Linked DNA regions of Homo sapiens: region 2 is linked to region 1. The links are chromatin loops, found by intact Hi-C in ENCODE. Cell type or tissue: Caco-2. All regions are shown on one strand. Links, peaks and the distances in the headings refer to the core of each region. The heading gives the core; the rest is flanking DNA. Region 1 holds the start of LOC100129603 (a long non-coding RNA gene). Region 2 has its middle 83 kb from the start of SDK1.

Evidence for each region. Hi-C counts contacts between places; a loop is a spot of excess contacts. Peaks named below come from ENCODE experiments on the same cell type or tissue, not always from the same donor. Only the 100,000 strongest peaks of a DNase experiment are listed, where the experiment ranks them.
Region 2: a loop joins it to region 1, with 9 times the contacts of the local background. A loop is called at or near these places in 3 of 110 quality-filtered maps.

Annotation. Positions count from the first base shown.
Region 1 is chr7:3,155,534-3,170,421 of GRCh38, reverse strand. It overlaps LOC100129603 (a long non-coding RNA gene), which reads left to right and starts at 11,849. Exons shown (of 4, transcript NR_126024.1): 1 at 11,849-11,931; 2 at 12,167-12,284. RefSeq lists an enhancer at 1,467-2,262. In Caco-2, for the core only: no CTCF peak of the experiment used is centred there; DNase peaks (open chromatin) are centred at 5,921 and 6,875.
Region 2 is chr7:3,211,255-3,226,142 of GRCh38, reverse strand. No RefSeq gene overlaps it. Among named protein-coding and RNA genes, the nearest start is that of SDK1, 83 kb to the left of the region's middle. In Caco-2, for the core only: no CTCF peak of the experiment used is centred there; no DNase peak of the experiment used is centred there.

The DNA of each region.
Region 1 (14,888 bases), core at 4,832-7,331:
TTACCGAGCCGACCGCCACCATGGCACCTGGGCTTCATCCTGCTGGGTTCGGAATTAGTGACTCAGTGTAGACCATGTCCTCAGAGTGATTCCAACTCTGGCGTGGTGTGTGGAATATGTGGATATGTATAGTTATATTTATATTGGTATTTTTTTGTTTTGTTTTATTGTGAGACAGAGTCTTGCTCTGTCGCCCAGGCTGGAGTGCAGTGGCGCAATCTCAGCTCACTGCCACCTCCACCTCCCATGTTCAAGCGATTCTCCTGCCTCAGCTTCCAGAGTAGCTGGGATTACGGCGCCTGACACCATGCCTAGCTTATTTTTGTATTTTTAGTAGAGACAAGGTTTCACCATGTTGGCCAAGCTGATCTCAAACTCAGGTAATCCACCTCAGATAATCCACCCTCAGGTAATCCTGACCTCAGGTAATCCACCCACCTTGGCCTCCCAAAGTGCTGGGATTATTGCTTGCCCAGCCTTACATTGTATTTTGATACATGTTATATTTATATTATATATATATATATGTATATATCAGTTATATTGCACATACATATATTTATATATGTCAGTCATTGGCTCAGTGTTACTGAATGCAGAAGGCCATCCATTCTCAGGCTCTTTTGGACCCTAGGGGCCAGAGAGGGCCCCCAGGCAGCTGGAAGTCAGGGCAGTGCACTACGATGATGGTTTTTTGTTGTTTTGTTTTGACAAAAGGTCTTACTCTGTCACCCAGGCTGGAGTGCAGTGGTGTGCAATCTCGGCTCACTGCAGCTTCCACCTCCTGGGCTCAGGCAATCCTCCCACCTCAGCCTCCTGAGTACCTAGAACAGGAGCGTGCCACCATGCCCAGCTAATTTTTAAACGTTTTATAGAAACAGGGTCTCACTATGTTGCCTAGGCTGGTCTTGAACTCCTGGCCTCAAGCAGTCCGCCCCACCTTGGCCTCCCAAAGCACTGGGACTACAGGTGTGAGCCACCATGCCTGGCCGGTGTTTTAAGGCTTCTTAGGATTTGTCTTAATTCAGGTATGGTAAGACACACAGACACAGAAATGATGGTCATGATAAAAGGCTTTTTATACTCACAGATTCCAGGACGTGTCACACGGGGCCACACAAAGCAGCCCCGGGGTCAGTCCGGAGACAGAGGGGCGGGAGGAAGCGTGTGAGAGCCTTTGTGGTGGTTTCCGAGGGAAAGCACAGGTGAGGCAGGGCGAGCAGGCTTCAGGTTGGCTGTTTGGATCATTTCAGCGGGCTCCGGGGCACAGGAGCTGCCCCTTGTTATCCAGTACCTGGCCCTGGGGTGGTCAGGGCAGGTTGGATGGGTGACCAGAGTGTAAGAGCCCTACAGAGGAAGTGGTCAGAGATGGGTTGGTTGGTTTGCAGATGAAAGCTATACTCACAAGTGAGTCATTTACTATCTCTGGGGATCCGCTAGCCCTGGGAGGCGCAGTCCCTCCAGGGTCAGCAAGACCCAAGACATCAAAGCGTCAGAACACAGCAAAGGAAAGTCGTGGTGAGTACAAATAGTCAGGACAGAGGGGACAAAGAGGTAGCTCGAGGGGCGAGCACTGATGGCATCTGCTGCACATTTATTCAACTACTTATTAGCAACCTGTTTAGAAAGTCCTGTCCCACATGCAGGGGAAATAGGGTAAACACTCGTTGCTGCCTGCATGGTGTGTGGCACATGGACATGGGGTCTCACCTCAGGGCAGGTGGAGCAGGAGCCCCAGTGCGTGCCAGCGTCATCCGCGCCCCAGAGGACGAAAAGTACGTGTTTCTGGTCCCGCATTCCAGTCTGGGCACCAGGGGCTCTGCTTCCAGAGCCAGTTCTCCAAGCAGCTTGGCACACACATTGCAGCTCCCTGTGCCAGAGCTTGGCCAGGGTGATGCCGTCCACTGGCTTCTCGGGACATGATATTTTCTGCTGAACCAACATGGCACACCCTGCGTCTTCCAAGGCCATTTAGGGAACTTGTGGATCTGCACAGGAGGCCACTTGGCAGTGAACAGAACAGGGTGCATAGAGGATCCCGATGGTGGAAGTCAAGGTGCTCAGGGAAGGCTAGCGCCTCTCGGAGAAGGATCGTTCCACATGGGGTCACTCAATGTCAACCACTTTGCATTAAAAACAAAAACAAACAAACAAACAAACAAAAAACCACTTTGAATGGTGGGAGCCTCCCGAGGCTCCAAACACCAAAAGTCTTCAAACAAGGCAATTAATTTTTCCATTTAAATCCCATCCTCCCTGAAGCCATGAGAGTTTTCTCTTAGTAAACTCTGAACATTCACGTGGCTGGAAGTAAATCAGTTACCCATGTTGAAACGAAGAGAGCCACACACTAAAAGGAAAATGAAAAAAAGTCATGAGGACGTGTGAAAAATGGACCAATTTCGAGAGTCTACTTTGGAAAACAGCATCCGTTTTCAAGCATTTCCACTTCATTTCTGAGTTAATGGGTCCCTCGTTTCCAGGGTGCCATTTCCCCCTCAAAAGATGAGAGCCAGTCTGGCTAGAGACACCCTCCCTCTCTGGGGAGCAAGTTGGGGGTGTCTCTGTTTCCAGGCAGTGTGGCAAAGCACACTGCAGGCCCAGCCTCCTCCAACTCCAGTGCAGCATTACGCAGAAATGTGTAAAGCCTAGGACAGTTGCAAACGCCTTTCTTCATTATGAATTTTTTTTCCTAGAGCTTGCTAATTAAATCATTAAAATTTTATCTTCACTTAACCATGGATAAGAAGCATTTGAAACATTTAATTAGTATTGCTGCAAGAGGCGCATAGAAGCCAGGAATCTTTGCAAGTTGGATCTGTTAGGAAGGGGAGGTGGATGAGGTCGGGGAGGGAAGAGATACCAGAAAGGAGACAGCAAAAGACGACAGGGTGGCTTATTTGCAAAGGAATCTGTAACTGCTTTGCTGCCTGTGATCAGAGCCACCTACCTGGTCCTGTTCCGCGCCTCTCTCATGAGCTTTGGCTGGCAGCCACAGCCAGGTTCCTACCCAGAATGGCAACCCCTGTGTGTGGGGATGGGGATGGGGATGGGTGTGGGGCGGAGTGCTTTTCGCGTTTCGGGGCTCTCGGCTCCACATGCTAAATTGCGTTTCAAATTTTACATACATTTACTTGCAGGGTCTCTGAGTTCCCTGCCCTTCTCTCACTCCCAGTCAGCAAAATAAAATATCATGAAATAAAATGGAAGTAGTGCAGCTCCAAGGTCAAGCTAATATTCAGCAGGTTGCGAAAAGGGCCCCTGGTCCCTGGGGAATAGACGCTGTCAGTTCCAGAGCCTGTCTCTAGTGCCCAGCAGCATGCTAAGTGCGTCCTGTGATCTCACATCATTCCACAACCACCCTGGGGTTTGTATTATCATCTCCTTAGCACTACCCACCTGTGTCTGTATTCATTTCCTAGGGATCCCATCACCATGTACTATAAACGTGGTGGCTTAGAAGAACAGACACTAGCCGGCTGCAGTGGCTCACACCCGTAATCCCAGCACTTTGGGAGGCCAAGGCAGGTGGATCACTTGAGGTCAGGATTTTGAGACCAGCCTGGACAACAGGGTGAAACACTGTCTCTACTAAAAATACAAAAGTTAGCCAGGCATGGTGGCGTGCATTTGTAATCCCAGCTACTCGGGAGGCTGAGGCAGGAGAATTGCTTGAACCCAGGAGACGGAGGTTGCAGTGAGATTGCGCCACTGCACTCCAGCCTGGGTGACAGAGCAAGACTCTGTCTCAAGAAACAACAACAACAAAAAAAAAAACCACAAAGAAACAAAAAAATACAAAAATTAGCTGGGCATGGTGGCAGGTGCCTGTAATCCCTGTTACTCAGGAGGCTGAGGCAGGAGAATCGCTTGAACTCGGGAGGCGGAGATTGCAGTGAGCAGAGATCATGCCACTGCACTGCAGCCTGGGTGACAGAGCAAAGACTCTGTCTCAAAAAAAAAAAAAAAAAAAAAACCCAGATGCTTATTTTCTCATGGTTCTGCAGGCCAGAAGTCCAAAGTCAAGTGCCATGCTCCCTCTGAAGCCTGCGGGGAAAGACTCTCCCTTGCTTGTTCCAGCTGCTGGGAGCCGCAGACCTTCCTTAGTTTGCAGCCACATCACTGTGATCTCCACGTGGCGCTCTTCCTGTGTCTCCACGCCCTCTTCTTCCCTAAGCCTGCCCGTCTCTGTCCAAATTTCTCCTTTGCGTGAGAGTACGGTTATGTTGGATTAATGTCCATCCGTCCTGATGACCTCATCTTTTTGTTGTTGCTGTTGTTTTGAGACAGGTTCTCGCTCTGTGAGCCAGGCTGGAGTGCAGTGGCATGATCACAGCTCACTACAGCCCAAACTCCTGGGTTCAAGCAAACCTCCTGCCTCAGCCTCCCAAGTAAGTGGAACTGTAGGTGCGTGCCATGTGTGCCACCGTGCCCAGGTAATTTTTTTAAAAAATTGTGTAGAGATGAGGTCTCGCTATGTTGCTAAGGCTGATCTCAAACTCCTGGGCTCAGTCGATCCTCCCTCCTCGGCTTCCCAGAGTGCTGGGATTCTAGGCACGAGGCACCACGCCTGGCCAAATGACCTCATCTGAATTACCTCTGTAAAGACCCTATCTCCGAGTAAGGTCTTAGAGTTAAGACTCCAACTTATCTTGTTGGGCAAAGCAATGCCACCCATAAGAAGAGCAAGGAGAGATTTGGAAGGTAGTTCAAGGTCACACAGCTGGTAAAAATGGGAGCTGCATTTCCCACCCAGGTCTGACCTCAGCACAGGCTCCTGCTGCCTTGCTGTCAGAGGTGTGCCCTCTAGGCCTCAGGCTCAGGGGCTTCTGCCACCCCCAGGAGGGTCCCAGTCCTGGAGCCAGCCAAGACCAGTCAGCAGGAGGACATCAGGCAGGCCCAGAGCCACCCAGACCAAGCATGACAGGCACTGGCCAGACCTGGTTGACACCCAGGAGCCTGACGCTCCAGCCTTCTCTCATGGACAGAGGTGCTACCATCTTTGTCATCGCTGTTTTGTGGGATTTCAGGGCAAGTGCAAATAAATCTCCACGTGCAAGAATTTCATGGGGTTCTGTCGAGGGGGCTGCCTAGCCCCTGCCTCCAGGTCTACTGGCTGCCTTGCTCACACCTGTCCTCACAACCACGTTGTCCTATCCAAGAACAAAGTGGTCCTGAGATGGACAGCCAAAATTCACACAGAATTCACAAAATTCACACAGAATTCACAAAATTCACACAGGACACAGGTCCTTGTGTCCTAAGCCCTGGCAGCACCTGCCCAGGGGCCCTGGCATCACTCAGGGGTTGATGGGAAGGGAGGGGCCTGACAAGCCTTGTGGGTCCCCCACAGTCAGTCCCTGCCTTCTGGGGCTGTCTCTGTCACCCCCACCCCCATCCTGCTTGGAAGGAAGCTCCAGGGTGCAAGCAGGAGAGAGGAGGCTGGAGGAGCCATGGGAAGGGGTGGTCCAGGACAGCTGGGCATCCAACCTTGCTCCTTGCCAGCTCAGGACAAGCAGACAGTCTTTTGGGACGCTCCACTTTCGTTCCTGCTATAAATAAATGCCCCCCGGGCACACTGGCACACTGGCCAGCTTTTCTACTGGAGGGGATTAGAGAGGGGAAGGAGTTCCCATTAAACACAGCAATTATTTAAAAATCCTTCGAGGCAACGTGCAGGAGACAGTATGCAAAACACTTTAGGAGACTCCAGCACCCAACCACGATGACACTGTCAAGTTGCAGATATGGTGGGAGAAAGAACGCCCCATGTCAGCACTCACAAAACACAACACACGTGGTTTAGAGCGGCAGCGACAGCTATTAACCTGGTATGTTTGTTATGAGATAATGAGAGCATGCAGTTCTTTGATTTCCACTAACTACCTTGGGAGCTTAACCCTTCCTCTGGAAAGGTCTCCGGGCTGGAATGTGTTATCTGATTATAGGCCTTCCTGGCAGGCTCCCCGGTGTGCTACAATTTCGGATGTTTGTGTGATAGACTCTGATCTCAGTGAATTACTGAGATTTCTTCAAAGAGTTGGGGGAGCAGGTGAGCTGAAGGGAAAGGAAGTGTCACCACTGGTAGATGGAGTATGGGAACAAACCCTCTGTCCGTTGTAATCACCTGCCACAGTGAACCTGCAGTTTTGTCTTGGTCAGAGAAGGAGGTTGGGCAGGGAAAGGCAGGTCTGTAGGGCCCCACGCAGTCCTTGGTGTAAAAACACAGGCTCTGGTGCCCCTCCTCTATCCCACAGCAGATAAGAATTCATCTCACTCCTCCCAGGAGCAAGGCGTATGTGAACCCAAGGAAGTCCTGATTAGGCCAATCATAGCTCGCCACAGCCCCAACTCAGGGTTACAGGCTCACACCTGTAATCCCAGCACTTTGGGAGTCCGAGGCAGGAGAATCACTTGAGCCCAGGAGTTCAAGACCAGCCTGGGCAACATAGTGAGACCCCTATCTCTACCAAAAAAATAAATAAATAAAATACAAAAGTTGGCCAGGTGAGGTAGCACACATCTGTAGTCCCAGCTACTTGGGAGGCTGAGGCAGGAGAATCACTCGAACCTGGGAGGTAGAGGCTGCAGTGAGCTGTGCTTATGCCACTGTACTCCAGCCTGGGCGACAGAGCAAGACCCTATCTCAAAAAAGAAAGAAAGAAAGAAAAAGTTCTGGTTAGACTTGGGCTGAGCAGAGAGAGAAGGCAAAAGTCACTTCTGTTTCCTTGTTAGAAGGGAACATTTCAAAGAACAGAAAGCAGACAGGCCTTTGTGAGGTGTCCTGAACTTTCTATTGCCCGGAGTGCTCCCTGGGGCCTTACTGATGCCCTAGGCAGTTCACGTTGCATGGGATCTGAGGAGTGCCCGTAATTGGTCCTGCATGCTTCTGAGCCAGTCCACTCCATCATCCCTGGTTACCGGCTCCTCTCTCACCATAAAACTAGAGCATATGGCTCTCGTAGCCAGAGGGGTTTCTCCGCTGACTGGGAGCTGTGACAAGCCTGCCAATGTTCCCCATCAGACCCGGTGGGTAGCGTCTGGGGTCAGAACCCACTCTTGTGTCTTCCCCACACACGAGGTTCTGTGGGGTCTTGGCCAGTGATACTCTGAAGGTCTTAGACTTGCAGCTGGAGGAGTGGTTGTCCATGCACCAGCAAGCATTCCCTGGAACTTAGTTTAAAACCTGCACCTCCAGAGTCAGAATCCGCATATGCCCTTGGGACTTTCAGCTGATGTGCATGCTGCTCATGACTTGAGAAGAGCTTCTCTGGGTGTGCTGTTCCATTGTCACACTGCTATTAAAGACATGCATGAGACTGGGTAATTTATACAGGAAAGAGGTTTAATGGACTCACAGTTCCACGTGGCTGGAGGCCTCACAAACATGGTGGAAGGCAAGGAGGAGCAAGTCACATCTTACATGGATGGCAGCAGGCAAAGAGAGGGCTTCTGCAGGCAAACTCCCCCTTATAAAACCATCAGATCTTATGAGACTTATTCACTATCATGAGAACAGCATGGGAAGGACCCGCCCCCATGATTCAATTACCTCCCACTGGGACCCTCCCATAACGCGTGGGATTTCAAGATGAGATTTGGGTGGGGACACAGCCAAACCATATCACTGGGGTTCATGTACCCAAGCTAAACAGCACTCCCTCCTAAGGAGGGCAGAAGGGGAGGAATGTCCAGGTCTGCCCAATCTAAAGGAAAATTCCCGAAAGGGGAGGCCCCTTGCTCATGGGAAAGAAATGGCTGCCTTTTGAGCTGGGCTACTTACAGGGTAAAGTGAGGCATGTACTCCACAGCGTGGGTAAGAGAGGATACCCTCCAGGAGAGAAAGCAAGTGTGTTGAGAACACAAGACAAAAAAAAGAGAAGCTCCTTAATCCTGCATCATCCTCCCACCCATGCAGGATGTGCTCAAGCTGCTACCCTCTACCCTCTACTGGGCTCCATGGGAAATACAACTGGTTGGGTGGGTGGGTGGAGAAGAAAAGAAATCATCACTAGGTCTGATGTGACCACACGGAATTTCTTTTCTTTTCTTTTTTCTTTTCTTTTTTTTTTTGAGTTAGAGTCTCATTGTGTCACCCAGGCTGGAGTACAATGGTGCAATCTCTGCTCACTGCAACCTCCGGCTCCTGGGTTCAAGCAATTCTCCTGCCTCCGCCTCCCAAGCAGCAGGGATTACAGGCGCCTGCCACCACACCCAGCTAATTTTTGTATTTTTAGCAGAGACATGGTTTCACCATGTTGGCCAGGCTGGTCTCGAACTCCTGACCTCAGGTGATCCGTCTGCCTCGGCCTCCCAAATTGCTGGGATTACAGGTGTGAGCCACTGCACCTGGCCAGCATGTCTTTTCTTTTCTTTTAGATTTAACTTGTTTTTTTTGTTGTTTTTTTTTCGAGAGATGGGGTCTCCCAATCTTGCCCAGGCTGGTCTCAAACTCCTGGGCTCAAGCAATCCTCCCGCCTCAGCTTCACCAAAGTGCTGGGATTACAGGTGTGAGCCACCATGCCCAGTCACAGTGATAATTTCAATAATAATACAGACTATGATTAACCATCATAGCCAACATTTACTGAGGACACTTATGTTCCAGGCACTCTATTCTGGAGTCTTTATTTTTTTGGATTTTAAAAAACTTTTAATTTTTTTATAGAGACAAGATCTCACTATGTTGCCCAGGCTGGTCTCAAATTCCTGGCCTCAAGCCATCCTCTCACCTCCCAAAGTTCTGGGTTTACAAGTGTGAGTCAACAAGGCAGGCGGCAAAGAACGTTTTGACTCCATTTTGTGGCCGCTGCCAGGAGGAGAAAAGGGATTGAGCAAAACTGTTTCAAGGAGAGTGGTCCAGTGGCCAGGTGCAGTGGCACACACCTGTAATCCCAGCACTTTGGGAGGCCGAGGCACCTGGATCACCTGAGGTCAGGAGTTCAAGCCCACATGGTGAAACCTCACCTCTACTAAAAATACAAAAATTAGCCGCATGTGGTGGCAGGTGCCTGTAATCCCAGCTACTCAGGAGGCTGAGGCGGGAGAATCGCTTGAACCCAGCAGGTGGAGGTTACAGTGAGCTGAGATCATGGCACTGTACTCCAGCCTGGGCAACAGAGCAAGACTCCATTTCAAAAAAATAAAGGAGAGTGGTCCAAAGAGCCCCTGTGTGAATTTTGGCTGTCCAGCTCATGAGCCATGAAAAATTTCCTTTTAAAAAATACAGTGTTAAAAAAGATAATTTCTCCCTCAGACTTAAAGAATATATTAATAGGCATGGAAAGACTGATTTTTCAATGAAGAGCTCACCAAGTCAGCCAGGGAAAATAAAACACAGCAACAACAAACACACAAGGGCACACACACACGCACACACACACACTAGCCTCACAAAAGCTTAAACACACAGCATCTTAATAAGGCACCAAAATGCCTGTTAGTTATGTTTCTTCTCTTAATTGTGCTAAAATATACAGAACATAAAATTTACCATTTTAATAATTTCTTTGTTATTATTATTATTTTCATTTTCTAAAAGACAGGGTCCAGCTCTGTCACCCAGGCTGGAGTGCAGTGATGCTCACTGCAGCCTCCAACTCCTGGGTTCCAGCAATCCTCCTGCCTCGGCCTCCTGAGTAGCTGGGACTACAGGCATAAGCCGCTGTGCCTGGCCCATTGTAACCATTTCTAAGTGCACATTTGAGTGGCATTAAGTGCATTCACAGTGTTGGGCAACCGTCACCACCATCCACCTCCAGAATGTTTTCATCTTTCCAAACTGAAACTCTGTCCCCATTCAACAACTTCTCATCTCCCCCTCTGTATTAGTCAGGGTTCTCTAGAGGGACAGAGCTAATGGAATATATATATATATAAAGGGGAGTTTATTAAGTGTTAACTCACACAATTACAAGGTCCCACAATAGGCTGTCTGCAGGCTGAGGAGCAAGAAGAGTCAGTCCGAGTTCCAAAACTGAAGAACTTGGCGGGTAGGAAGCATCCAGCCCAGGAGAAAGATGGAGGCTGGGAGGCTAGGCCAGTCTCTCTTTTCGCATTTTTCTGCCTGCCTTTATTCTAGCCATGCTGGCAGCTGATTAGATGGTGACCACGCAGATTAAGGGTGGGTCTGCCTTTCCCAGCCCACTGACTCAAATGTTAATCTCTTTTGGCAGCACCCTCACAGACACACCCAGGATTGATACTTTGTATCCTTCAATCCAATCAAGTTGACACTCAGTATTAACCATCGCACCCTCCTCCCAGCTCCTGGTAACCTATTTTCTACTCTATTTAGGTAATAGGTAACCTATTCACACTCTGTGAATGTGGTAACTCTATATGCCTCAGATATCTGAGTTACGTGTCTTTTAATTAGCCAAATTAAACTCAACTTAGTTTTACTAAGAAGAAAAAGGCATGGTGAGGCACACGTTGCAATCTCTAATAATAAAAAATAATAAAATTTGCAGGATGACGAATGTGGCCCACACACATATTATTTTTTTTTCCGGAAATTGTCTGCAAACAAATTTAAAATATAAAATGTTTTAACAAGAAAAGAAGGGAAGCAGCAAATTGCAACAGCCCAGCAGTTGTTTAAGGAAAGTTCCAGAAAGTGGTGGTGGTAGGGGGGTATGGGGACAGGGTGGGTGGGGAAGCCAGTCCTTTCCTGCCTAAGCTGGGAAGCCCTGTGTCTATCCACCGCTTCTCCCCCCGCTGGCTACCGGATACCTGCTCACAGGTGTTTATAAGCTCAGTGGCTCTCCTGTCCCAGCTGTCACAGTCCCATTGGCTGGGCAGCCAGAGGCAACAGGTTTGGGTTCTGAGCCAGGAAGTTAAGAAGCCAGGCAGCACAACCCTACCACCCAGATGTCAGAGGCATTTGAACCAGAGCAACTCTATCTTGAAGAGGAGCTGGGTAAAATGAGGCTGAGACCTACTAGGTGCATTCCCAGATGGTTAAGGCATTCCAAGTCACAGGATGAGATAGGAGGTCAGCACTAGATACAGGTCCTAAACACCTTGCTGATAAAACAGGTTGCAGTGAAGAATCTGGCAAAACCCCACAAAAACCAAGATGGACACCAGAGTGACCTCTGGTCATCCTCACGGCTACGCTCCCACCAGCATCATGACAGTTTACAAATGCCATGGCAACGTCAGGAAGTTCCCTATATGGTCTAAAAGGGAGAGGCATGAATAATCCACCCCTCCTTTAGCATATCATCAAGAAATAACCACAAAAATGGGCAACCAGCAGCCCTTGGGGCTGCTGTGTCTGTGGAGTAGCCCTTCTTTTATTCCTTTCCTTTCCTAATAAACTTGATTTCTCTTTACTCTATGGACTCGCCCTGAATTCTTTCTTGCATAAGATCCAAGAACCCTCTCTTGGGGTCCAGATCGGGTCCTGTAACACAGGCTCACCTGCTCCTGTTTAAGGGATACCCACTAGGGTATCCAGCTCCAAATCTGGGCTGGACCCTTCCCCTCTGTGATCCTGGCTTCCTATTCCCAAGGGAAGAACCGTCCAGAAAGGCCCTGACCCAGAGCCCCCTAAACCCTTGAAGGAGGCTCCCTGATCCCTCCAACATCATGCTGTAGTTTTCGCCGTACAAACGACCCCATCGACTTCCTTTTTCTCCAGGGAGAGATCAGGGACCTCTCCATGATGAGTTAAACATCAAATCCTCTATAAAAGCTGCTCTGGATTCTGCCTAGGTTCTCAGCATCTGGCAAAAACATTTGCGGACCAAGGTCTGTGAGCACATCTCGCTGGTTTTTGTTTTTTTTTTTTTTTTTTTTTTTTTTGAGAGCTCTCGTGATTTCTAAATTACATCACGGGGCAGAGCGGAATGGAGGGATTTAAAACGCCCATCCTTTTAAAAAACATGAACCGTTTCAAGTACAGAGTTTGACAGAGGGTAGACGGTACGAACTTGCTCCCACAGGCCTAGTTACTTGCCTCGTGCAAGGCCCCTCTCTCCCCTTCCCACTTGGAATCATCCTTGGAATCATCTTTGTCTAGGAAGAGGATTTCACTCCGGGTCTTTGAGAACACCTCTCAGGCCTGACCCTGGCCTTGGGAAGAAGACTCCCAGCCTGAGGGTCTTGTTGAGAGTTTTAATGTCCCCTTTAGGGACATCTTTGCTTTTCTTTCTTTCAGAAGAGGAATCAATTCTGGACCAGAGGATGTCTCCCTGCCTTTGCCCTGCCTGCCTCCCCCCACATCCTTCTCTGGCAAGGGGAATGAGGCTGAGAATGACCTCCATCCGCAGGACGAGGTAGGCACTGATTTAATGAAGGACTTCACTCTCAGTCGGGCTCAGCCGCAGGGATGGCAGATGGGGCCAGGCAGGAGGCTGTGGTGGGGTCTGTGCTGGGGAGATGGGAGCAGGAGCATCTGCAGAGTGGAGGCAGGAGGGTCGGAGAGCTCGGGGCCCAGACAGTCCCCAAGCGACTCTTGGGAGGCTGGCTTTGATGCCGTCCCAGAATATGGTTCAGAGTCAAAGCAAAGGGATGAATTTGTTAGCTGGAACACGGCCCTGAATTCTCCCCAGGAAATTCACTGAAACAGAGATTTAACCCGCGAGAGTTCCAGCCGAGCGATGAATCACCCGACTTCCCTCCTGTCTTTCATAGCCCACGTTTCACTTTCCTACCTTGGATTAGATAAATTAATGCAGAACATCCGGAAACTCCCGGGGCGCTTTGAAGTTTTCAAAGGGCCTCTGCCTACATTGTCTCCTGTGATCCCCCTGGTGGCCCCCACAGGTGAATGGACGAGGAGGTTGGGGTGTGGTCCTCGTACACATGGAGACACAGCAGAACACTAAAGGTGAATGGCTTTCCCCAGGTCCCAGCCTGAGGATCAGAGCCCAGGTCACCTGCCTCATTGCTTAGTGGTTCTGGAGTTCAGGCAACTTCATACCGTGGCGCAGGGAGAAGCATGAACCCAAAGGTTGGAGCCACGTCTTAGACAAATCAGTTCTTCTCCCTGGGCTGCATCTCCTCTTCCTCTTTTTGTTTTTTTTGAGACAGGGTGTCACTGTGTTGCCCAGGCTCACTGGGCAGTGGCACAGACTTGGCTCACTGCAACCTCCGTCTCTCAGGCTCAAGTGATCCTCCCATCTCACCCTCCAGAGTAGCTAGGACTACAGGTGCATGCTACCACGCATGGCTAATTTTTGTACTTTTTGTAGAGACAGGGTCTCACTGTGTTGCCCAGGCTCCTCTGGAACTCCTGGGCTCAATCAGTCCTCCCACCTCAGCTTCCTGAGTAGCTGGGACTACAGGCTCACACCACTACACTTCTCCAATTTTTAAATTTTTTTTATAGAGTCGGTGTCTCGCTGTGTTGCCCAAGCTGGTCTAAAACTCCTGTCCTCAAGCAATCCTGCTGCCTCAGCCTCTCAAAGTGCTGAGATTACAAGCGTGAGCCACCGCACCCAGCCTCTCCTCCTTTTTAGTTGCTGGGCTGGGCTCTCTAGAACTGTGCTGTCTAACGTGGTAGCAACTAACTCCATGTGACTTTTTAAAGTTAAACTAATTTAAGCTAAATAAAAATTAAAAACTAGTTCCTCAGTCCGACTAGCCCCATCCAAAGTGCTCAGTAACTGCGTGTGACTAATGGCTCCTATACTGGATGGCACAGAAATAACATTTCCGTCATCACAGAAAGTTCTTCTGTCCAGCAACAGGACAGGGCTGGTCAAACTGCCACCTCAGGGCAAATGCGGTCTGCTGCCTGTTTTTGTAAATAAAGTTTTGTCGGAACAGGGACACACCCATTTCTTCATATATTGTCTTTGGCCCCTGTCGTGCAACCAGCATGAGTAGTTGTGACCGAGATGATATGGCCCAAAAGACCTAAAATATTCACGGTCCAGTCCTTTACAGAAAGCATGCCGACTTCTGCCCTGGAAGATGGAAAATCTGCGGATTTCCACCCAGACCGCTCAGTGTCATTCAGAGGCCCAGAATCATCCCACACTGCAGACATCCCGCCTCTCCTTGTCCCAGTTATTGGGATTCATGGAACACATCTGCCTGTGTGTGTGTTTCTAGAAAGGAAATGTAGTGCTTTATTTTTTTAATTTTTGAGACAGGGTCTCACTTTTTCCCCTGGCTGGAGTGCAGTGGTATGATCAGGGCTCACTGCAGCCTCGACCTCCTAGACTTCCATAGTCAAATGATCTTCTTGCCTCAGCCCCACCAGTAGCTGAGACTACAGGCACGAGCCGTCACACCTGGTTAATTTTTTTTAAATTATTTTTAGTACAGGCAGGGTCTCACTGTGTTGCCCAGGCTGGTCTGGAACTCCTGGGCTCAGGTGATCCTCTGGTCTTGACCTCCCAAACTGCTGGGATTACAAGCATGAGCCACCACGCGCAGCCCTAATAATTTTCAATTCAGGGCCAATCTCATTTCATCTGTTCCTCTACCCACTTTAGATGAGCCCTGGAATCTTTTGAAGCAGATTTCAGTCATTCTGTCACTTAACATGTAAATATTTCAGTAGGCATCTCTCAAAAACATAAATACGATACCAGTATCACTTAACATGTAAATATTTCAGTAGGCATCTCTCAAAAACATAAATACGATACCAGTATCACAGCTAAAGATATTCACAATAATTCCTTAATCAAATGTGCAGTGTTCAAAGTTCCCTAATTTGTCTCATAGATATTTTTTCTTGTATTATTCTAACATCTGCCTGGGGATCTAAATCAGATCCGTATGTTGCGATGGGCTGTTGGGTCTCTGCCTTCTTTAACCTATTACCCTTTCCCTCTTTTCCTTACAATTCACTTAATGAAAAAATTGGATTATTTGTCCTATAGAGCTAGCCACAGCTTGCACAATCTTGAATTATTATTATTATT
Region 2 (14,888 bases), core at 6,387-8,886, 54 kb before region 1:
AAGATCAGTTCCCTGTAAGCATTTGGCTTTATTTATGAATTCTCTAACCTGTTCCTTTTGTCTGAGTGCCTATTTTTATACCACTACCATGCTGTTTTGGTAACTATAGCCTTGTAGTATAATTTGAATCCTGGTAATGTGATGCCTCCGGATTTGTTCTTTTTGCTTAGAATTTATTTGGCTATGTGGTCTTGTTTTTTGTTCCATATGAATTTTGGGATTGTTTTTTCCAGTTCTGTGAAAAATGATGATGGTATTTTGATGGGAACCGCATTGATTCTGTAGATTGCTTTGGGTAGTATGGTCATTTTCACAATATTGATTCTTCCCATCCATGAGCATGGGATGTGTTTCCATTTGTTTGTGTTATCTATTATTTCTTTCAGCAGTGTTTTGCTTTAAAAAAAAAAAAACTCTAAGATTTAATCATAAGATTATAGACTGTCTTCCCTCCTCAGTATCTTACCACAACATCAACAGGGTTCCAGGATAATAATAATGGATTACAACTGATACAGCTTCAAGACACAGACTCTATTTAAAAATAATCTTTCTAGGGAAACACAAAGACAACAGGAGAGAAAAAAACAAGGAAGCCTCTGACACCTATAGCTACAGCTATAGCAAACATTAAACACAGCCTAACTCCCATCCAGATAAGCATAAAACCTCAAATTAAAGGCCTATTTACCTCAGTTCCTATTACCTAATACATCTTATTTGACTTTCAACAAAAAATTGCAGGCATGCTAAAAAGCACAATAAAACACAGTCTGAAGAGACAAAGCAAGCATCAGAACCAGACTCATAGACATTGAAATCGTCAAGCTGGGCATTTAATATAACTACAATTAGTATGCTAAAGGATTTAATGGAAAAAAGCGAACGACAGGCAACAACACATGGTAATTGGAAACAGAGATAGGAACATGCTAATATAGAATCTAAAAGAAATGCTAGAAATTAAAAACATTGTGTCAGAAAGAAATAATTTTTTAATGGGTTCATCAGTAAACTGGATTTGGCTATGAAAATAATCAGCAAGCTTGAAAAAATGTCAAGAGAAATTTCCCAAACTGGAATGTGAAGAGAAAACAGGAGAATGAAAAAAAAAAAGAGCAGAATGTTCAAGAATGATGGGTCAATTACAAAAGGTGTAAATACATGTAATGGGATTACCAGAAGGAGAGTAAACATAGAAAGGAATAGACAAAACATTTGAAATATGAATGCATGAGAGTTCTCCAAAATTAACGAGAGACACTAAACCACAGTTTCAGTAACTTCAGAGAATATCAGGGAGGACAAATAACTACAACAACAAAATAAACAAATAAAAAACCTTTAAGCATGTCATATTTAAACTAGAAAACAAAGAGAACAGCTTGAAAGAAGTCAGAGGAAGAAAACACCTTACCTGAAGGGAAACAAGGATAAGAATTATGTCAGACTTCCCTTTAGAAACTATACAAGCAAAATGAGAGTGGAGTAAAATAAGAAAAAACAATACACCAATCAGTAATTCTCTATCCAGCAAAATTAACCTTTAAAAGTGAAGAAGACCTTCTTTCTCAGAAAAACAAAAACTGATGGAATTTGTCATCAGTAGACCTACTTTATAAGAAATCTAAAAATAAGTTCTTCAGAGAGAAGGAAAGTAATACAGGTCAGAAATTCAGATCTACGTGAAGAAAGAATGAGCATTAGAAAACAAACAAATAAAGATAAAATAAAAAATCATTTATTTGTCTTATTCTTAATTGATCTAATATATAACTTTGTTAAAAACAACAGCAATATTGTATTGGATGATTATAACTTATGGATATAAATGAAATGTATGACAACAATATTACAAAGGTTGTGAACAAGAAATTGGGAGTACTCCGTTTTAAGGTACCTGCACTACCTATGAAACAGTATAATATTATTTGAAAGTGGTCTTGAATTAGTTGTAAATGTATGCTGCAAACACTAAAATAGTTCTTAAAAGAAATATAATTGAAATGCTGTAAGAGAAAATTGAATCATATAAAATGCTCACTTAAAACCAGAGAAGATATAAAAAGAAGGGAATGCCAAAAAGAAAAGAAAAGAAAAAGATAGAAAGAAATTAAGAAAAAAGAGCAGGGCTGTGAATAGAAAACAGTTATAAATATGGTAGATATTAACCCAACTATAAAAATTGTACTCAGAGGAGTCTCATTTCTATTCCTATCACTTCCACTCCAGTCCCTTAAACCTCATGGATAATTGTCTTCATTAATTTCTGCTTTATCTTTCCTGTGTTCCATTTCAGAAGAAAAATCAAATAAATATACACATACACACACACACACACACAGAGTCTAGCATATTATAATACTCTTTTACATTTTGCTTTCTTCACTTAACAATGGATCCTGGAAATCATTTCAGCAGAGTTCTTAGAGATTCCTCATTGTTTTTGCATAGTATTCTATTGTGTGTATTCATCATAATTTATTCAATCTTTCGCCTATGAATAGGCGTTTAGGTTGTTTCCAGTATTTTGCTATTAGAAATAAGGGTGTGACAGCTGGCTTATTCATATTTTGCTTCGTATTGTGGAGGTGTATCTTCAGGGTGAATTCCTAAAAGTGGGATTGATGAATCAAAGAGAAAAGGTTTTATAGTTGGTTGGCTATTGCCAGATTCCCTGCTATAGGGTTTATACATTTTGCACCCCCACCAGCAACGTGCACAAGGGCTTAAACAGCATTCCCCCCAACAAAATATCAAGGTTTTGAATTTTTGCCAAAATGAAAGGTAAGAAATTGTACTACAGTGTAAACTAGTTTTAATTTCTATTTCCCTTAAGAGTAAAGTTGACATCTTTTTAATGTCTAAAAGGATAATTGTATATTGATTTTTATAAACTAGATGTTTATGTCTTTTGCTCATTTTTTAATTGTCTGTGGCCTTTTATCCCTCCATTTTAAAAAGCTTTTTATGGCCAGGGCATAGTGGCTCACACATATAATCCTAGCAGTTTGGGAGGCTGAGGTGGGCAGATTGCTTGAGCCCAGGAGTTTGATACTAGCCTAGGCAAGATGGCTGTATTAGTCCATTCTCGCACTGCTATAAAGAAATACCTGAGACTGAGTAATTTATAAAGAAAATAGGTTTAATTGGTTCGTGGTTGACACTGTAACAGGAAGCATAGCTGGGGAGGCCTCAGGAAACTTACAATCGTGGCAGAAGGTTAGGTAGAAGTAGGCATTTCATACATGGCTGGAGCAGGAGGAAGAGAGAGATCGGGGAGGTACCACGCACTTTTAAACAACCAGATCTTGCAATAACTCACTCACTATTGCAAGAACAGCACCGAAGGGGAAATTTGCAACCACGATTTAATCACCTCCCCCCAGGCCCCATCTCCAACACCGGGAATTCCAATTTGACATGACATTTGGGCGGGGACACAGATCCAAACCATATCAATGCCAAAAGTCTGTCTACAAAAAATACAAAAAAATTAGCTGGGGATAGTGGTACACACCTGTAGTCCCAGCTACTTTGGAGGCTGAGGTGGGAGAATCACCTGAGCACAGGGAGGTCGAGGCTGCAGTGAGCCATGATTGCACCACTGCGCTTCAGCCTGGGTGAGAGAGTGAGATCCTGTCTTGATAAATAAATAAGTAAATAAATAAGTAATAAATAAATAAATGTTTTTTACGTATTAAGGTTTTCAGCTCCTTATCTGTAGTATAGGTTGTAATTATGTTCCACAGTTTCTCATTTCTTATTCCTTTGATTTTACTTTGCTCACATTAATGTTTTAAACCATGAACATGGTGTATTTTTCACGCAATAGAATTTATCAAGGTTTTAAATTATTGCATCTGGATTTTTCATCATAGTTAAAACAGATTTCTGCATATCCAGATTACAAATGAATTCATCCATAATTTAAAAAGCAGCCGTGTAGTTTTATTATTTACATTTAAACTTTTAATCTACTTTGAATTTACTCTAGTTTACAGTTGGAGCAATGAATTTGATTTTATCTTTTTTTCAAATCTGTATTACAAAATCATTTATTTAAAAAATCTATCTTTTCCCCAGTGATTTGAGATGTCACTTTTATCACATACTAAATTCTCATATGTCCTTGTGCCTATTTCTGGATTTTCTATTTTGTTCCATTGGTCTTTCTATTTATGTACTAGGACTACACTCTTAGTATAGAGGCTATGTAATATATTTTACTATCTGGAAGGCTAGTCAATCTTTATTGCCCTTTTTAAATGGTTTTCTATTTTTGCATGTTTATTTTTCCATTTGAACATTCAAACCAACTTGTCTAACTCCAGTAAAAAAAACTTGGTATTTTTATGGATTTTTTTTTTTTTTTTTTTGAGACAGAGTCTCGCTCTTGTTGCCCAGGCTGGAGGGCAATGGTGTGATCTCAGCTCACTGCAACCTCTGCCTCCTGGATTCAAGCAATTTTCCTGCCTCAGCCTCCTAAGTACCTGGAATTGTAGGCACCCACGACCATGCCTGGCTAATTTTTGTACTTTTAGTAGAGACGGGGTTTCACCATGTTGGCTAGGCCGGTCTCAAACTCCTGACCTCAAGTGATCCGCCTACCTCGGCCTCCCAAAGTGTTGGGATTACAGGCGTGAGCCACTGTGCCTGGCCTTTATGGATTATATTAAATGTACATAGTAACTTGAGGAGAATTGACATCTATATGGTATTGAGTCATCTTGTCCAAGAACAAGGGTTGTCTTTTTATCTGCTCAAGTTTATTTTTGTGAAAACATATGAAGTCCTTAGTTAGAAATTTTGCATCTTGTGCCAAGCAACATAAATACAAATAAACTCACACATAGACAATGTTAGTGAAACTACAGATTACTAGGGATAGACAGGAAGAGGTTCAGAGCTGCCAGGGAGAATATATTGATTACTTACAAAGCAAAGACAATTAGGCAGACAGCTCATCATTAGTTGCCAGAAAACACAAAACTGTGGAGAAATAACAACTGTCAATCTAGAATCCTATACCCAGATAAGTTATTGCTCCAGTGTGAGCACAAAATAAAAATATGAAGGAACTTCAAAAACTTTATGGGAAAAAGAAATTAAAAGATAAAAATAAGAAATGTAAACGTTATTTCTCAACACAAGCTCCATCCAGTTAAAGACGTGTTTGTAGGTGATGATATGTAGTCCATTCCTAAAGAACTGAGGATCCTGGGAATTTACCCATGTCAATGCAGTATATTTAATATTATTAACTGAAAAAAAAAATGGGTACCCTTTCAAGATTTTTAGATTAGGAAACAAAAAGAAGTCAGAATGAGCCAAATCAGGACTGTAAGGTGGATGCCTAGTAATTTTCCATCAAAACTCTCACAAGATTGCTCTTGTTTGATGAGAGGAATGAGCAGAAGCAATGTCGTGGTGGAGACGGACTTTCTGATAAAGCTTTCCTGAGAGCTTTTTTGCTAAAGTTTGGCTAACTTTGTCAAAACACCCTCACAATAAGCAGACGCTGTTGTAATCTAGCCCTGCAGAAAGTCAACAAGCAAAATGCCTTCAGCATCCCAAAAAGCTGGTGCCATGACCTTTGCTTATGAGTGGTTCACTCTTCCTTTTGCTTGGACAGGACCACTTCCCCCTCTTGGTAGCCATTGCTTTGACTGTGCTTTGTCTTCAGGATTTTACCGGTGAAGCCATGTTTCATCTTCTTTGAAGACATGCTTCAGGATCTTGATCCCACTTGCTCAAAATTTCCACTGAAACTCTGTCCTTGTCCGTAGCTTATCTGGGTGCAACAGTTTGGTATCCATGAAGTGGAAAGTTTGATCAACTTTGATTCCTCAGTCAGAATTGTGTAAGCGGAACCAAGTGAGATATCTAAGGTGTGGGCTATTGTTTCTGCTGTTACTCTTTGGTCCTTTTCAATGAGGGCATCAACAAGATTAATTTTTTTCTGGTAAACTGATGTAGGTGGTCTGCTGGTACAAGCTTTATCTTCAACATCATCTTATCCCTTCTTAAAACAACTTATTCATTTGTAAACTTCTGATTTCCTTGTGGCATTGTTGCCATAAACTTTTTATAAAGTATCAATGATTTCACCATTCTTTCACCCAAAGTTCATCATAAACTTGATGTTTGTTCCTGCTTCAATTTTAGCAGAATTCATGCTACTCTGATAGGGTCTCTTTTCAAACTGATGTCTTATCCTTCTTAGGGCCACAAACTACCCATTTTAAAAAAATGTACAGGTACTGATGAAAGAACAGAAAGATAAGCTGTCATTTCCAAAACAGTAGAAGAAAAAAATGAGAATAAAAAAATTTCATCAATTCATAGAAAAAAAAAGAGAGGGAGACAAACATAGCAATAGAAAAATACAAAATAAGATGATAGAATTAAATCCCAATATAACAGCAATTACAATAAATGCGATTCGGTCAAACTCACCTGTTAAATATCAAATTGGATTTAAAATATAATTCCATACTGCTTATAAGAGCAATTAACACCAAATGTCTTAGAAAGGGTAAGATTGTAAGGTAGCTTTCAAGTTAACTCTTCATATGCTGTAGGTTTCGGTTTTGGGCTTTTTTGTTTGTTTTGGCAAGAATTTATTAGGTTGGTACAAAAGTAATTGCAGTTTTTGCCATTGAAAGTAACGGAAAACAGCTATTTTCTAAAACATTTATTTTGGAAAACAGCTGGTTCAATAGGCCCATCATACTAGTCTTTGGAGTGGGTTGATCTAATTCTGTCACCCAGCAGTTACTGTTCCTTCAGCTTCCTGGCATTTCCCCCTTTGGTCAGCCTCAAATAGTTTCAGAAGGCTAAGGAAAGAGCCCTAAGGCATTCCGCTAGAGACCCTCAACTCCGTAATAGTCCGTATTTGAACAGTTTCATTCAACAAGCTGCAAATTCACCTGGCCAGTCTCTCTTTCATCCTGCTATGTTTCTTTCTTGTTCAAAAATGTTAACATGCCAGGACTTTGACCTCCATGACACAAAGAAAACTCTTGCTAATAACAGACTTACCCGATCACAAGTGGCTTTTCTGTAAAACCCCAAACAACCTAAACCCCTTTTCTGAGTGGGAGAATGAAAACATCAGCTGTTGCAGAATAGACGGCATTCCTGTTGCTTAATTGGCACATCACGTACCTCCTGTACTTCAGAATGCCTTTGATGTCTGTTCTTTTGTTTTCATTTTTTTTTCAGTTTGCAGTAATTGAGAAATAAAGGTTCCAAGTCAAGAAACAATATCAGAACAAAAGCCAAAGCTGCACTCCAGTTGTTTGGTGTGTTTGAAATGCAGACTTCTTAAGTTCACCCAGAAGTTCTGCCAAAGTACACCAATAATGCACCTGTCTCTTTCAGCTGCGACAAGAATAATTAATTACATGAAAATGACTTCCATCGGAGGTTAACTTATTTTGGCTGACAGTCACAAACGTACACAGACATGTCTTACGCTGCAGTTAGGCAGAGCTTTATTTAGAACATTTTATTTATATCTTGGGTGATTTCGTTCCTAAGAAATTGAGGAAGAGAAAGAGGAGATGGTGCAGGAATGCAAGAAAGGAACATTTCTCATCATTTTTTCTTTTAACAAAAGCGGGGAAAAAAGACCAACGTCATAGCTAAGAACTTGACTTTCTCCCCAGAGTACTGTAGAATTCAGCCACTTTAGAGAGGGGTCAAGTGTACTTTGGGGGATGGGAAAGGGTGCAGGGCAAAAGGAAGGTTGCGGGAATTGACAGGTTTTCTCTGGTGTAACTTTAGGGTCTTCATTTACTCACTTTCTTCTGAGAGGTTAGGAGTGGGACTTGATGTTTCTACCATACAGACAAGACAACACGAATGTAGTACCCCTGAATCAGCCCACCCACCCTTGACAAGTGTTACCTCAGCCTCCCTGGGAGCCAAGAGGGACTCACTTTTGCAAATAGCTAAATTTTATTGTGGGCTTTGTTAGGGGCCAGGCATTTGCAAGCATCTCATTTCCTCCTCACCCCAACTCTCTGACATAGGAACTACTATCATCCCCGTTTTATGGATGGGGGAACTGAGGCTTGGGAAGGTTAAGAAACTTGCCCAAAGTTGGCCGGGTGCAGTGGCTCATGGCTATAATCCCAGCACTTTGGGAGGCTGAGGCGGGTGGATCACCTGGGTCAGGAGTTTGAGACCAGCCTGGCCAACATGGTGAAACCCTGTCTCTACTAAAAATACAAAAATTAGCCAGGTGTGGTGGTGGGCGCCTATAATCCCAGCTTCTCTGGAGGCTGAGGCAGAAGAATCGCTTGAATCTGGGAGGCCGAGGTTGCACTAAGCCAAGATCACGCCACTGTACTCCAGCCTGGGCAACAGAGCAAGACTCCATCTCAATTAAAAAAAAAAAAAGAAAATTAAAAAAAAAAAAAAGAAACTTGCCCGAAGTTGCACAGCCAGTCAGTGGCAGAGCTGGATTCCCAGCCCAACCACTACGCCACACGGTCTCTCTGTCACTGTTATTTTTATCAATCAAGGGGTCTCACATCATCCCTGGAAGATCTTTTAAATTCCTGATGTGTTTCCCTGAGTATGTGTGCTGGGTTTTTTTTAAATTTCAGGCTGGGGTAGCAGCGCTGTCTGTAAATGGAGAAGAATTCTGAGGCTTCAGGTAAGGTTTAGCTTACCCTCTGCTTCACCTGCATATAAAGAGGGCAAAGCCAAGGTGAGGGGCCACTGCTTCTGATAATCACCTTGCAAGCCCTTCCTCCTCAGCAATCCCTTATCACAGTCAGCCTGACTCTTGCAGTTGCAGTAGGCTGTTAGTCACGATGGGGGTCAGCTCAGGTTCCTGGGCCTGCAGCCATTAGCCTATAATAATAGTCACTGTTACCATTGTTACTATCTCCTACTTATTTTTTTAAGATGCGGTCTCACTCTGTTGCCCAGGCTGGAATAACACAATCATAGCTCACTGCAGCCTGGAACTTCTGGGTTCAAGCAATCCTCTAGCCCCAGCCTCCTCAGTAGAGGGACTACAGGTGGACACCACCACACCTGGCTAACTTATTAAGTTTTTTGTAGAGATGGGGGTCTCGCTATATTGCCCAGGCTGGTCTCAAATTCCTGGGCTCAAGCGATCCTCCTGCCTTGGCCTCCCAAAGCGCTGGGATTACAGGTATGAGCCACTGTGCCTGGCCACTCCCACTGCTTAATTGTTTCCTCCATGCTAGAATTTAAATCTGGATCTGCAAATTCCATTTCCACCAGCTACTAGCCTTGCAGTTTGGAGGCAGGTCATTTCACCTCTCTGAACCTCGGTTTCCTCTTGTGCACAATGAGGATAAGGATGACTATTTTTAGAATAACATTTATGTAGTCATTGCTTTATAGGCATGCTTTATTTACGTGCATGATTTCATTTATTCTCACAACAGCCCTGTTAAGCTGATGCCGTTAGGATACCCACTTTTATATGAGGAAACTGAAGTCTACAGAGGGGACTGCAACCTACTATAGGTCACACAGCTATTAAGTGTAAACTGGGGATTTAGCCCAATTCTGGGCCACTCCAATGCACAAGTTTTTAATCATGATACACTCTGGGATTATCGTAAGAGTTAGCGACGAGGTATGTGAGGGGCTTAACCCAGTGCCCAGCACACAGTAGGACTCAATTATCGGCAGGCAGACCTCACTGTTGGGATAACTGACCCCACACTGACACTGTTTTATCTCCAGGGTGAACCCCCAAGTCACAACGCCTGCAGGCAGCAGCCACAGTAATGCCTCCGCCTAGCACATGTAGGAGCCTCTGAGACTGGTGATTTCTTTGCAGAGAGAGGGTAACCAAATTGATACTAATCTTATTTTAAAACAGGTAGTTCTTTAAAAACCCCAAAACACAAAACCTGTCCAGCCAGACAGGCCAGTTTTCTTACACAATAGCTATCTTAATGAAATCTCAAGTTCATTTACTCTGAAAACCTCTTATAAGGAAAAGCACCTATGTTCCCAATACTGGTCTAGACACAGTGCGTTGGAGGTAATCTGATGCTTCTTTCTGCAGCATTTTAGAGAACAGACATGCCCACTCACCTCCACGGCAAAAGCCATCACTAACGTCATGATGGAGATCCTGATTCCACACCACCTGCCGAGAAGTGGGAAATAATTATTTAGGGGAAGCAAGGTGGTGCTACGCTATGGCCTTGAGAATGGGGAGTGTGGGGTAAAGAATATCCCAGCCAAGGGGCAAGACTGCCTGGGTTGAAATCCCAGCTCTGTCACCTTGGGCCCATAACAACTTTTCTGGGCCTCAGTTCTCATATCTGTAAAATGGGTATAAGCCCTTCTACCTTCACGGGCTGTTGTTTAGATCCCATAAATCCATTCATATGGATAATGTGCTTTGAGCAGTGTCCGGCACACAGTCGAGCCTATGGAACTTTCAGTAGTTACAATGGGTACAAAAAGATGGATAATACATATTACTTTATTGTCACTTGGAAATAGGTTTGAGTTTTCTGCAACTGTGGCAACACAGTTCCCGGCACCAGGTCTACAGGCTGACTTGCACAATGGAAGCGATTTGGGGTTTTTCAAAAGAACCTGGTGTCTAGGGTCAGAGTCTGTTGTTGGTTGGTTGGGAGAGGTCAAGAAAAGGGGAGAGGCCATGGGTCCAGGGTATCACTGTGTTAAATTGAACTAAATATGGCCTGAGAAGGACTCCATAGACTTCAGCCAAATTCATTTTTTTTTTTTTTAAACAAAGTCTCTATCACCCAGGCTGGAGTACAGTGGCGTGATCTTGGCTCACTGCAACCTCTGCCTCCTGGGTTCAAGTGATTCTCCTGCCTCAGCCCCCTGAGTAGCTGGGATTATAGGTGCGCACCACCACACAGCTAATTTTTGTATTTTTAGTAGAGACGGGGTTTCACTATGTTGGCCAGGCTGGTCTCAAACTCCTGACCTCGAGTGATCCACCCACCTCGGTCTCCCAAAATGCGGGGATTACAGGCATGAGTCACCATGCCTGGCCCAGCTGAATTAAATTTAAAGGAGTTTAATTGAACAATGAGCGATTCGCGAATGGGCAGCCCCCAGAATCACAGCAGATTCACAGAGACTCCAGCACAGCCACGTGGTAGAAGAAGATTTATAGACGATAAAGGGAAATGATGTACAGAAATCAGAAGTGAGGTACAAAACAGCTAGATTGGTTACAGGTTGGCATTTGCCTTATTTGAACACAGTTTGAACACTCAGCAGTGTATGAGTGGTTGAACTATGGCTGCTGGGATTGGCCAAGACTCAGCTATTGTTGCAGGTGCAGACTCCTAAGTTAGGTTTTCAGTCTTGTCTGCCTATTAAGCTAGGTTGCAGTTTGTCCACAAGGACTCAGATATAGAAGTACAGAGTCATTCTTAGGCCATATTTAGTTCACTTTAACAATTGGAAGGCCTCTTTTTGTAGAGACAGAGTCTTGCTCTGTTGCCCAGGCTGAAGTGCAGTGGTGCGATCATAACTCACCACAGCCTTGACCTCCTGAGCTCAAGCAATCCTCCTGCCTCAGCCCCCTAAGTACCAGGACTGCAGGTGTGTACCACCATGCCTAGCTACTTTTTAAAATGTTGAGATCGGGTCTTACTATGTTGCCCAGGCTGGACTGCAGTAGTGCCATCATAGCTCACTGCAGCCTGAAACTCCTGGCCTCAAGCTATGTTCCCACCTCAGCCTCCCAAGTAGCTGGGACCACAGGCCTAAAGAATTCAACAGATGGCTTCTGGCAAATGTGCTAATTTTGTTTTTGTATAATATCCACAAGGCATGGAATATTTTAGCGACTCCTGGAGGTGACAGTCTTTTTTGCTTTTTTTTTTGAGACAGGGTCTTGCTCTGTAACCCAGGCTGGAGTGCAGTTGCGCGACCACAGCTCTTTACAGCTTTGACCTCCTGATCTCAAGTGATCCTTCTGCCTCAGCCTCTCAAGTAAGCTAGGACCGCAGGTGCTTGCCACCATGCCTGAGTAATTTTTAAATTTTTTATAGAGATGGGGGTCTCGCTTTGTTACCCAGGCTGGTCTTGAACTCTGGGCTCCAAGTGATCCTCCCCCATCAGCCTCCTAAAGTGCAGAGATTACAAGTGGGTCACCATGCCCATAGACAATGTTGAATTTTACCTGAGCCCCAGGCTCCTGGGAGGCAGCGTGGACAAGAACTCCCCGCCACCCATCCTTTTGTGTTCTGGAAAACGGCTCATGGCAAGGAACTCCCTTGTCTGCAGTGTTACTGGTGTGACATAGCTGAGTTACCGGTGGCGAATCCGTACAGATCTCAGCAACCTCAATTCTCACCTCCTTAGAAGAAAGAGCTCAAGGCCGGGCGAGGTAGCTCACTCCTGTAATCCCAGCACTTTGGGAGGCCGAGGCAGGTGGATCAGGAGGTCAGGAGTTTCAGACCAGCCTGGCCAAGATGGTGAAACCCTATCTCTACTAAAAATACAAATATTAACCAGGCATGATGGAAGGTGCCTGTAATCTCAGTTACTCAGGAGGCTGAGGCAGACGATTGCTTGAACCTGGCAGGCGGAGGTTGCAGTAAGCTGAGATCATGCCACTGCACTCCAGCCTGGGTGTCAGAGCAAGACTCTGTCTCAAAAAAAAAAAAAAAAAAAAAAAAAGAAGAAGAAGAAAGAATTCGACTGAGGGGCATAAGGTAGAAGGAGAGACCGAGGCAAGTTTCAGAGCAGGAGTGAAAATGTATTACAAAGCTTTAGAAGAGAAAGGAAAGGAAGGCAAGAAAAGAAGGAAAGTAAGACTCGGAAGAGGGTCCAGCAGGTGCCCTGAGAAACCAAGTATGCAGCTCGGCCTCTTAACTGGGGAATTTTTTTCTTTTTCTCTTTTTTTTTTTTTTTTTTTTTTTGAGATGGAGTCTTGCTCTGTCACCAGGCTGGAGTGCAATGGCACGATCTCGGCTCACTGCCACCTCCGCCTCCCGGGTTCAAGCGATTCCCCTGCCTCAGCCTCCTGAGTAGCTGGGACTAAGGCATGTGCTACTACGCCCGGCTATTTTTTTTTGTATTTTTAGTAGAGATGGGTTTTCACCATGTTGGCCAGGATGGTCTCAATCTCCTGACCTCATGATCCGCCCGCCTCGGCCTCCCAAAGTGCTGGGATTACAGGCGTGAGCCAGAGTGCCTGGCCTTGACTGGGGATTTTACATATTGGAACACTTCCAGAACCTTACGTTACTTCTCCCTGCTCCTGGGATCTTACTGGGAAGCTGCTGATCAGTTTCAGGTGTTTTCTATTAGGACCTTGCCTTCCCCGGCACCAGCTGTGACCAATTATTACTTTACAGCAACAGTTAACAACTACCTGGCCGGGCGTGGTGGCTCAGGCCTGTAATCCTAGCACTTTGGGAGGCCGAGGTGGGGGCGGATCATTTGAGGCCAGGTGTTTGAGACCAGCCTGGCCAACATAGTGAAACCCTGTTTCTACTAAAAATACAAGAATTAGCCTGATGCGGTGGTGGGTGCTTGTAATCCCAGCTACTGGGGAGGCTGAGGCAGGAGAATCCCTGGACTCAGGAGGCAGAGGTTGCAGTGAGCCGAGATCACAGCACTGCACTCCAGCCTGGGCGACAGAGTGAGACCCTGTCTCAAAAAAAAAAAAAAAAAATTAGCTGGGTGTGGTGGCACATGCCTGTAATCTCAGCTACTCTGGAGGCTGAGGCAGGAGAATTGCTTGAACCCAGGAAGTGGACATTGCAGTGAGCCGAGATCATGCCACTGCACTCCAGCCTGGGCGACAGAGCAAGGCTCCGTCTTGAAAGAACAAAACAAAAAAACTGCCTGATCATCACCTGATGGTCGCCCAACACTCCGTGTGTGTGTGTGTGTGTGTGTGTGTGTGTGTGTGTGTGTGTGCGCACCCTGGGGTGTGGGGAGCCCTCTAATCGCGCCGCTCATATCTAACTAGCCACCCACTATAACAGCAGGACTTAGATGCTTAAATGAGGCTCACAGGTGCCCCTTGTGTGCTTACAACCAGGCCAGACACAGACCCTCCAAATTCCCACTCCTTGCCTCACTAATGATCAGCTGAACTGCTTGTCTCCACTGATCACTGGGAACAACATGCTTGAGAACCAAACTTTGGTGAAACTTCCTCCTTCCTCAGGCCCGCCCTTGGGGTAAGCCCGCAGACCCTTAAGAATCGGCTGCCCTAGGATAAAACCGACCCTGACCTACCATGTGGACACATTCATGTCACTTCCTCACACTGGGTCTTTCTGGTCTTATTACTCCCCACAAAAGAAAAACCAAGCACAGTGGCTCATGCCGATAATCCCAGCACTTTGGGAGGCCAAGGTGGGAGGATCACTTGAGACCAGGAGTTCAAGACCAGCCTGGGAAACACAGTGAGACAACCCCTTATCTCTACAAAACATTTAAAAATTAGCCAGGCGTGGTGGTGTGTACCTGTAGTCCCAGCTACTTGGGAGGTTGAGGCTGCAGTGAGCTGTGAACACATCAATGCATTCCAGCCTGGGCAACAAAGCGAGACCCAGTCTCTAAAGAAAAAACAGGAAAAGTATTTTTGCAGATTTTATGTTCAGAACAGTCCCCCTATTGAAATAATCCCCCTCCCTCCATTGCAAGAGCCATCCCCCTCCCCCTTGTAATAACCCTTTCAGATAGTCTCTCCTTATGACATCCAAGTGTCTTTTTCACTTGACAAGGTTGGGGGACGACCTTGTGCAAGATCTCCCGAGATCTCCCAAGAACTGTGGTTCTCTGGAACGCCTGGGGTATGCCTGTTCCTGATGGCTTTCTCGATTCATAAGAAACAGAGGCCCTCCTGCACCACCCAGCCAGGCTCAAGGAAA